2 separate regions of the Homo sapiens genome follow, and region 1 is linked to region 2. The links are chromatin contacts, found by Hi-C in ENCODE. All regions are on one chromosome and are shown on one strand. The core of a region is the stretch at or near the end of the contact, and the rest is flanking DNA. Distances in the headings are between cores, read along the strand shown. Region 1 holds the start of LINC01733 (long intergenic non-protein coding RNA 1733). Region 2 holds the start of ZNF337 (zinc finger protein 337).

Evidence for each region. Hi-C counts contacts between places; a loop is a spot of excess contacts on that map. Pooled maps may share reads with other maps.
Region 1: a map of PC-9 shows a loop between it and region 2 (7-fold over the local background). The contact joins the promoter of LINC01733 here to the promoter of ZNF337 in region 2. A Hi-C loop is called at or near these places in 2 of 168 maps with a recorded cell type or tissue (Caco-2 and PC-9) and 2 of 50 pooled maps.

What each region holds. Positions count from the first base shown.
Region 1 is chr20:25,952,359-25,957,555 of GRCh38, reverse strand. It overlaps LINC01733 (long intergenic non-protein coding RNA 1733), which reads right to left and starts at 1,744. Exons shown (of 4, transcript NR_110003.1): 1 at 1,687-1,744; 2 at 1,346-1,470.
Region 2 is chr20:25,694,776-25,700,323 of GRCh38, reverse strand. ZNF337 (zinc finger protein 337) reads left to right here and starts at 3,471. Exons shown (of 5, transcript NM_015655.4): 1 at 3,471-3,565. It overlaps LOC107985400 (a long non-coding RNA gene), which reads right to left and starts at 3,283. Exons shown (of 2, transcript XR_007067557.1): 1 at 3,161-3,283. RefSeq lists an enhancer at 3,958-4,067.

The DNA.
Region 1 (5,197 bases), core at 495-2,994, 260 kb before region 2:
CTCAGTTCTTGGGATAAAGTTTGAAACAGCAACTGGAAGGACAGCTTTAACTTTAAAATGGTTTTATTTTTAGAGTTGTCATGTTATAAAAGCTATTCTCACATAGCTAAGCTGTTGGAAAGAGACCAGGTTTTGTGAAGGTTTTTCATCAGGTATTTCATGTTGTCCTCACTGCAACCTCAAACAATGGCAAATGCTTCGTAAGCCATTGTGATGTTTACTCAGTTACTGAGTTAGCAACTGTAATGCTAACTCAGCTGATAAATTAATAAAATTCTGTTTCTTTAGGCCGGGTGCAGTGGCTCACACCTGTAATCCCAGCATTGTGGGAGGCTGAGTCGGGCGGATCACAAGGTCAGGAGATTGAGACCATCGTGGCTAACACGGTGAAAACCTGTCTTTACTAAAAATCCAAAATATTAGCTGGGTGTGGTGGCACGCATCTGTAATCCCAGCTACTTGGGAGGCTGAGGAAGGAGAATCGCTTGAGCCTGGGAGGCAGAGCTTGCAGTGAGCTGAGATTGCGTGACTGCACTCCAGCCTGGGTGACAGAGAGAGACTCCATCTCAAAATAATAATAATGAATAAATAAATAAAATAAAAAATAAAAAGGTGGAAGAAACTCAGACTTTCAAAAATTAAGGATCCTATTTTTACCTAAGATATTGGCTTTACTCTTCGGTTCCCTTGATTGACTTAGCCAATAATTTTTTTTCTACCTAACTACACAAGAAAAATGAAATGAAGGTGTAGAACTCAAGAATCCCTGTGCATTTCTAAAAGCCAAATTTTACAACCACTGCAATATTACCATTTACTAACATTTTCTTTCTGTCTCAGCCAAAGGTAAGGGGCCTCTAACTGGGACAGGCATGGTGGCTCACGTCTGTAATCCCAGCAATTCGGGAGGCCTAGGTGGGTAGATCACTTGAGGTCAGGAGTTCAAGATGAGCCTGGCCCATATGTTGAAACCGTGTCTCAACTAAAAATACAAAAATTAGCTGGGTATGGTGGTGGGCACCTGTAATCCCAGCTCCTCGGGAGGCTGAGGCAGGGGAATTTCTTGAACACAGGAGGCAGAGGTTGCAGTAAGCCTAGATCTTGCCCCTCTACTCCAGCCTGGGTGACAGAGAAAGACTCCGTCTCAAAAAAAAAAAAAAAAAAGAGAGAGAGAGAGAGGCCTCCAGCTGGATCCAAGTCAGTTAATTACCAGATCAAATCTGATCCTGGACCTAGTTCAGTTTCTGTCCTAACTTTCAAACTGTTTGGATCACAAATTTGTTCAGAGAAACTCAGAGAATTCCAAACACAAATCCATGGAGTTCTGAAATCTGAGAGAACTTACCCATGATCCCCAGCCACTTTGAGAGATCAAGGGACAAAAGTAGGTCCTTGCAGGTACCTTGCTTGTTCACTCAGCACTCCTGGGGATTGTTAAGTCTCTTCTTCAGATCCTACTTCTGACACCATCTGTTAAAAGAAAAACTTCAGCTGAATTAAATTTAAAGAAGTTCAATTCAACAATCAACAATTCATGATAGGGCAGTCCCTGGAATCACAGCAGATTCAGAGAGATTTCAGCACAGCCACGTGGTGAAAGATTTATAGACATAAAAAGGGAAATGAGGTACAGAAATTGGAGGTGAGGTACAGAAACAACTGAATTGGTTACAGCTTAGCATTTGCCTTAGTTGAGCACAGTTTGAACACTCAGTAGTGTAAGAGTGGTTGAAGTATGGTTGCTGGGATTGGCCTACACTCAGCTATTGTTACAGGTGCATACTCCTAAGTTAGGTTTTTCAACCTTGTCTACCTATTAAGTTAGGTTGCAGTTTGTCCACAAAGATTCAAATATAGAAGTATGGAGTCCTTCTCAGGACATATTTAGTGTGTTTCAACACTCTAAAATATATAAAATCAACCTAAACCCCAACCACCTTGGGAACATTTTCTCAGGGTCTCCTGAGGAGGGCTGTGTCATAGGCCATGGTCACTCATATTTCACTCAGAATAAATCTCTTCAAATATTTTACAGAGTTTGACTCTTTTACTCAACACTGTTCAGTAACAAAAGAGAACAAACTATCAAGACACACAGCAACAGACAAATTTCAAAAACTACACTGAGTGAAAGAAGCTAGACCCAAAGATTACATGCGCTATGGTTTCATTTATATGAAGTTCAAGAACTGGCAGAACTAACTTATGGTGATAGAAACCACATCACCAGTTGCCTTATGTTGCAGCAATACTGACTGGAAAGCGGTATGAGAGAAGTTTATGAGGTGAAAGAAATGTTTTGTGTTCAGATTAAGATGTGTGTCACTTGGGTTTATACCTTGAATATGTGTATATTTCACTCTATACATTTAATTCCTCATAAAATAAAATAAAATAAAATAAAACTGAAGAGAAGTAAATAAGAGTACTATGTCTTTATGCTACTCCAAAGAGAAGGTTTGCCTCCAAAAGAGAAGCCCGAGAGCTTTACTTTGAGCTATAACAAAAATAAGGTTTCTGAAGAAAGAGGAGATATCAGACAAAAAGTTGTTTCTCTAGGAATTAAAAAAGAAGCAGAAATAGATAAAGAAAAATTGTTCTTGTGAATTTAGTGCATAGCAAAATATTATTGTTTTTAGGGCTGAGTCTCTTTTCTCCTAAAACCTGGATATGCTGTATTCTTTAAGCCAATTTCAAGAAATAAGTGAAAAATCTCATAGGAAGAAAGAAAGGAAAATCGCTCTTTGAATATACACTAAAACCTGAATGTACAAATGGTACCTATCAGTGTACTAGGGAAAATGCACAATACACTTAAGTTGTTTAATTTGAATAGAATATAATAAAAGAGTAAATTAAAAGCTGTGGATAGTGTATAGATAAACCAAAAGGGATAATTCTGTATGTACCCTGCAACTGTTACCTTCTCTAGGCCTGAAGGGATGAAGGGCAGTATTAGTTATCGAAACTTGGAGACAAAAAGGCCGTGTGGAGATAACCACCTTCAAGACAGTGATCCAGGGCATTGGTGAGAGATAAAAGCATATGGCTTAGAGAAGGAAGTTATAGAAAGAAGATTATTAGTGGAGACAAGACAAGCCAGTGGGGAAGGAAAATGGTGAAAACAAAGAGGAGGGAAGAGGACAATAGTATGTATGATGAGTCCAGTCAGGCACTGGGGACAGGGAAGTGGGTGTGATTTTGTTTTATTTAACAACAAAATAGATAGAGAAATGAAAGGCAATGAAGTGCACATGAATAAGCTGGTTTCTACTGTGGGCAACTAGGGTTCAGTCATGCTGGAGACTGTGAAAGACGTCGAACACACCTTTATAATTGGCCACCTGAGGAATGAAGGAGCCGTGTACATAGTAATTTCCTGATTTTATCTATGGACTAAAGGTTGTGTTAATAGCAAAACCCACAGTTAATTTTGCACCATCCTAATACCTTGAGCCCTTAACTTCCTGGCATTTCTTGTCTGCTAGGAATAATACTCAGAGAATGGCCTCAGGCTGAGAGATGTTGAGATAGAAAGCTCTTTAGAATATAAGAGAAACAACAACTGAAGTTGCAGGTGATTTCCAGAGCAGCCTTTAGAGATAGGAGTGAAGAATGCATAGCTTCTGTTACAGATAGTAATCAAGATACACAAACTCTTCTGTGGACTTCTAAGGTGTGATAACTTCTGAAAGCAAAGAAAAATGGCATAAAAATAAAACAGAATGTGATAAGGAATGACTAGAGGATAGGCTGTAGGAAAGAAGGAGAAAGAGGAAAGGTCAGTTTAGGTTCAGTTATTTAAGAAAATCTCTTTGAGGAGTAGGAATTTGAAACCAGTTCTGCAGAAATCTGGGGGTAGAACATTTCAAACAGAGTAAAATAGAAGAACAAAGACTCAGAGGCAGGCTCAATCTTGGCAATAGGCTCAACAATCAGACAAAAAAAAAAGCAGAATAATGAGGGGATACAGAGTGATAGGAGATGAAACGGGAGAGGGGTTCAGATTACATGAATTTTATAGGACTTGGTGATTTAGATTTTATTCCAGTATGTTGAGAATCCACAGATCATTTTAAGCAAAAATAAATGGCATGATCTCATTTATATTTTAAAAGTCAGTTGGTTTTCTCTGTATAATATGGATTTTTATGGGGCAAGAAGGAAGGGAGTTGTTACAGGTACTTGAGAGGAAAGATGATGTTTGCTTGATAGGTCGGCAGCAATAGAGGTGGGAAAAAGCAAGCAGATCAGACTCACTTTTGGATCTTTAGTTCACTTAAAGTGTTGATACATTGGAGCATAAAAGATAAATATTTTACTTTTCATCCCTAAAAGGCAGAAAAATATAGGGGCAAAAGATGGAATGTTGGAAGTTTAGGAAATGTGGTTTTTGACTTGACCTTAAACTGTTCCAGCTGTATATGATCTTAGGGCGATCATACAGCTGTTTTGGCTGTGGCTTCTTCATTTCTGAAATGGCATTAATAATAACATTCCTATAGCTGAGGTGTTAAAGATTAAAACAATAGAGGTAAAGCAGTCTTGAAAATTTCAATGTAATACCTAAATTTGAGGTATTATAGGGATGCCCTAAGTTGCTTTCAAAAAATGCTATGTTATTACATGCTACTCTTTGATAACCTTTTATTTATGATAATTAATGTAATTAGTGTGCTAATTTTCTACAGTTGCACCCTGGGGCAATCGTGCAACAGTTGTAATTTTAAAAGTTGGGCAAATAAGTAAATGTCAATCTGTAATAAAATCCAAATGAGTCTGTGATGAATGTTGATGGTGACTGGTAATTTACCTGATAAAATATTGTAACTGCCCAGTTACCTTGGAATAGCTGATTTCTCAAAGTAATTACCATGTTCTGCATAGTGAAGTGTCATCAGAGAAAATTTTAACACATAGTGGTCATTTTTAATTTGGTGATTTAAATATCATATTGATTAATGAAATAGTAGCATTTTAATTCAGACTGTTAAGTCAAAAGAGAGAGACGTTTATCACATACTATAGAGTGCACTGTTGTGTAATAATCGCTCATTTCTTACCTGTTTTTAACTACCATTTAAAAAATATAATTCCTTCTAATAAAGATAAAATCTTATTGGATTAAAAGTTAAAAAGCAATTGGACCCAGTCTCCTACCTAGAACCTTATTGCTGTTAAGTCTAGGACATCTTTA
Region 2 (5,548 bases), core at 2,222-4,721:
CCAAACTCATCCTATAAGGTCAGTATTATCCTAACACCAAAACCATACAAAGATGTACAAAAAAAGAAAACTATAAGGCAATATCTCCAATAAACAGAGACACAAAAATCCTTAACAAAATGCTTGCAAACCAAATTCAACAACACATTAAAGTGATTACTCATCATGACCAAGTGGAATTCATCCCAGGAATGCAAGGATGGCTCAATATATGTAATTCAATAAATGTGATATATCATATCAAAAAAACAAAAGACAAAAACCATATGATCATCTCAATGGATACCAAAAAAGCATTTGTAAAATTCAACATCCCTTCATAATAAACACTCAAAAAAAAAAAAAACTCGGTGTAAAAGGAATATACCTCAATATTATAAAAACCATATGTGACAAACCCACAGCTAGTATCATACTGAAAAATTGAAAGCCTTTCCTGTAAGATCTGGAAGAAGACAAAGATTCCCACATTCCACACTTTTATTCAACGTAGTACTAGGAAATCTTAGCTAGAGCAATTACTGAAGACAAAGAAATAAAAGGTATTCAAATTAGAAAGGAAGAAGTGAAGTTATCCTTGTTTGCAGATGATATGATCCTATATTTAGTTAAACCTAAAGACTTCAGCCAAAAAACATTAGAATTGATTAAGAAATTCAGTAAAGTTTCAGGATACAAAATCAACATACAAAAATGGGTGGCATTTCTATATGCCAACAACAAACAATCTGAAAAAGAAATCAAGAAAGTAACCTGTTTATAAAAGTTACAAATAAAATAAAATAGCTAGGAATAAAATCAACCAAAGATGTGAACGATCTCTACAACAAAAACTATAAAACATTGATGAGAGAAATTGAAAAGGATACAAAAAATGGAAAGATAGTCCGTGTTTTTGGACTAGAAGAATTAATCTTATTAAAATGTCCATTCCACCTTGTCTACAGATTCAATGCAATCCCAATCAAAATATCAATGACATTCTTCACAGAAATAGATAAATTAATCCTAAAATTTATATGGGACCATGAAAGATCCAAAATAGCCAAAGCCATCCTGAACAAAAGTAATAAAGCTGGAGGAATCACATTACCTGACTTCAAATTATGCAAACTATAGTAATCCACACAGCAAAATGCTGGCATAAAAACAGGCACACAGACCAATGGAACAGAGTGGAGAGCCCAGAAATAAATCCACACATTTATAGTTCAACTTATATCCCACAAAGGTGCAAAGAACTTACATTGGGGAAAGACAGTCATTTCAATAAATGGCACTGCAAAAACTGGATATCCATTTGCAGAAGAATGAAATCTAAAGCAATCCCCTCACCACATATAAAAATCAAATCAAAATGGATTAAAGGTAAATCTAAGACCTGAAACTATAAAACTACTAGAAAAAAACATTGGGGAAACACTCCAGGACATTGGTGTGGACAAAGATTTCTTGAGTAAGACTGCAAAAGCACAAGCACCTAAAGCAAAAGTGGACAAATGAGACCACATCACATAAAAATCTTCTGCAAGCAAAGGAAACAATCAACAAAGTGAAGTGACAATCCACAGAATGGGAGAAAAAATTTGCAAACTATCCATCTGAAAAGAAAGTAATTGCCAGAATATATATAAGGAGCTAAAACAACTCAATAGGAAAAAGACAATCTGATATTTTAAATGGAGAAAAGATCTGAATAGGCATCTCTCAAAATAAGATATATGAACGGCCAACAAGTGTATGAAAAAAAATGCTCAATGCCACTAATCATCAGAGAAATGTAAATCAAAACCGCAATGAGATATAATGTCACCCCAGTCAAGATAGCTTTTATTCAAGAGACAGGCAATAGTGAATACTGGTGAGGGTGTGGATACACCCTCATACACTGTTGTTAGGAATGTAAATTAGTACAACCACTATGGAGAGCAGTATGGAGGTTCCTCAAAAGAATTAATAAATATATACATGATCCCGCAATCCCACTGCTGAGTATATATCCAAAAGAAAGGAAATCAGTATTTCAAGGATATATCTGCACTCTCATGTTTACTACAGCACTATCCAAAATAGTAAAGATATAGAATCAAAGTGTCTATCAACAGATGAATGGATAAGGAAAGTGTGGTACATTAACACAATGGGATATTAGCCAGTCATTAAAAGAATGAAATTCTGTCATTTTCAATAGCATGTATGAAAATGGAGGACATTATGTTAAGCGAAATGAGGCACAGCATGACAAATATCACATGTGCTCACTCATTTGTGGGGCTAAAAACGTGAACTCATGGAGATGGAGAGTAGAATGAGATAGTTAACAGAGGCTGGGAAGGATGGTGGGTAGAGGAGATAAAGAGGGACTTGTTAATCGATACAAAAATACAGTTAGAATGAATAAGATCTAGTAGTTGGTAGCACTATACAGTGACTATAGTTAAGAACAATTTTACTATATATTTAAAAATAAGAGAGAATTGGAAACTTCCTAAAACAAAGAAATGCTAAATGCTTGAGGGGATGGATACCCCAATCACCCTCATTTGACCATTAAACACTGTATGCCTGTATCAAAACATAACATGTACCCTATAAATATGTACAACTAATATTTATCCAGAATAATTAAAAATTTAAAAACCAAAAGAGAAAAAGCAAACAGCAAGTATACCTAGTAAAGGCCTGAAATATAAAGTCTACGTGGTTTGGCAAGCCACAAAAGATATCAGCATATTATACACCCTACATAATGAAAGAATTCTGGCATTGATGCATAATTAGATAAATGGGGGAACAATTAGAAATTGAAATGCAAATGTAAATTGAGTATACTGAATTATGTAGCTGAAACCTTAAATTATTTGGTAAAAGACTATATTTTTAATAAATTTAATGGGAAATTAATAAAATATTAGAAAATTTTAAAAATAATTGTATATTTACAGTGTGTACCTGGAGAAAAATTAAACCATTGAGAGATCTAAATGTGAATGATAAAACCACAAAATCCGTAGGAAAATCAGAGATCAAAAGTACTACATAGCAAAAAAAAGAAACAAAAGAAAAAAAAAAGACATACCCATAATCAAAAGACAGTGGGAAAATTATTTACCTATATCATAGAAATGGGAAAATATGCTTAATGTATGTATAGGGCTACCTAAATAAAAGAAATCGCCGGTTCTGAAAGGATCCCTCCACGTCCAAACGACCATAGGCTCGCCCCACCTGTCAGAGAGGAGTCCTTCCGAGAAGTCCTTCCAAGGATTCCGGGTCGCGCAGTCCCGGGTGGACCGCTATGACCAATATTCTGGGGCGTGTACCTGGACGACTCCCGAGGACTCTGGGGAGTGTAGTCCACCGAGGGGATGCGACGCGCAGGGTCGCATAGCCTCCGGGCCGCGCCGAGGATGCTGGGTAGCGTAGTCCCGGCCGCGCTGAGGATTCTGGGTAGTGTAGTCCCGGGCGGCGCAGAGCGTTCCAGATCCCTGGGCGTCAGCGAGCCGTGAGATGCGTGGTCCACCATCGGTGACCTCACCGCCTCGGTTCGCCCTCAGCCGCCCCGGTGAGCTGCGCTCCTGCGGGTCCCTCTCTGCAGCGCGCCCTTCCGGCGCAGGAAGAAGGGCCGGGAAGGCCTGGGACGTGAGGGCGCTGCTGGGGCCGTAGCGCGCGCTCCTCCAGGCCCGGCGTCTCCGCGTTCTGGGGAGGGGCGGAGACCCAGGCCGCGCCTTGAAGTGGGCGGTGGGGCTGCGGCTTGCCGAGCGCCCCGGGTCTGGGCCGCCACTCAGTCTCCGTTCCCGGTTGCGTGTAGTGGCGGCTCGGGCGGTGAACAGCCCGGATTTCACAGGGGCGCCGAGCAACCCAGGTCCTCTTGTGCCAGGGTCGCCGCTCCTCGGGTGGGGACGGGCCAGCGGCCTAGCGAGCTGCCACGGGGGTCTTTTGGCCGGAGGTGGAGGGGGACTCGGCCACAGCCAGGGTCCACTGGTGGGGTGGGGGTTACAGCCATGAGACGGATGGGCTAGGTCCGACTCGGGTTCCCTCCGACTCTGATGCTCCAGACTTTATTGTGGGAGGCGGGACAGGGGAGGACTTCGCCCGCGTGTTTTGGGGAAGGGCCGCTGCTTTGGGTTGGGAGCACCCCGCCTTGGGACGATCTTCCGCGGATAGGAGTGTAGGCCGGGACCAAATGTCCTCGCACGGGCACGTCTAGACGTGTTTTGGTGGGGGGGGGGGGGGATCTGCGTGGGGCAGCGTCCGCGGGAGGTGAGGTGGCTGTGGGGACCCAGGTGGCCTCTTCCCTGGGGCCTTGCTAATGACGGCAAAATCCGGGTTCTGCCAAAATATATTTAAAAAGGTTTATTCCTAGTCAGTATGAGTGACTGTGGCCCAGGTTATTCAGCCTCAAGAGGTCCTGTGAAAGTGCCCGAGATGGTCAGGCTTGCAGGTTAATTTTATACAATTCAGGGAGACAGGAATTTCAGGTAAAGTCATAAATCAGGCTGAGCAGTGTGGCTCATGCCTGTAGTCCCAGCACTTTGGGAGGCCAGGAGTTCCAGAGCAGCCTGGGCAGCACAGCAAGACCCTGTCTCTACATGAAATTAGAAAAATAAAAAAATTAGCGGGGCGTGGTGTCCCATGCCTGTGGCCTCAGCTACTTGGGAGGCCCAGTCAGTTGAGTCCAGGAGGTGGAGGCTGTAACCAGCTATGTTGGCTGCACTGCACGCTAGCCTGGGTAACACAGCGAGATCCTGCCTCCAAAAAGAAAATCATAAATCAATAAGAGAAAGATATACACGGGTTCCTCCCAAAAAGCTGGTATATCTCCAAAGGGTTTACACCTCATGGGGGCACTTAGGGATTCTTTAGTGGACAGTTGGTTGAGAGACTTAAGCTACTGCCTGAAGACTGGAATCAGAAGCATGCCAGAGTTAAGGGGATTGCGTAGATCAAAGTTCTTATTATGTAGATGAAGCCTCTTAGTTGGCAACTCTCAGAATAGATGGTAAATGTCTGTTTTCAGTTTTTTGGGTTTTTGTGTTTTTGTTTTTGTTTTTAGAGAGAGTCTTGCTCTGTCGCCCAGGCTAGAGTGCAGTGGCGTGATCTCAGCTCACTGCAACCTCCACCTCCCAGGTTTGAGCAGTTCTCCTGCCTCAGCCTCCTGAGTAGCTGGGACTACAGGCGCCCGCCACCACGCCTGGCTAATTTTTGTATTTTTAGTAGAGATGGGGTTTCACCATGTTGCTGAGGCTGGTCTTGACTTCCTGACCTCAGGTGATCCACCCACCTCTACCTCCCAAAGTGCTGGGATTACAGGCGTGAGCCACCGCGCGTCAGGCTGGCTGTCTCTTCCAGACCTAAGAAAGGCTTAGAACAAAGGAGGTCTGGCTACATTAATGGAGATTCGCTGCAGATGCAAATTTTCCCACTAAAGATAGCTTTGCGGGGCTATCCATTTCAATCTGTTGCCCCTGTGGCAGCCACTTCAAAACATGTCAAAGAAGTATATTTTGGGGTAAAATAATTTCCTTCAGCATCTGCTGTCATGTGA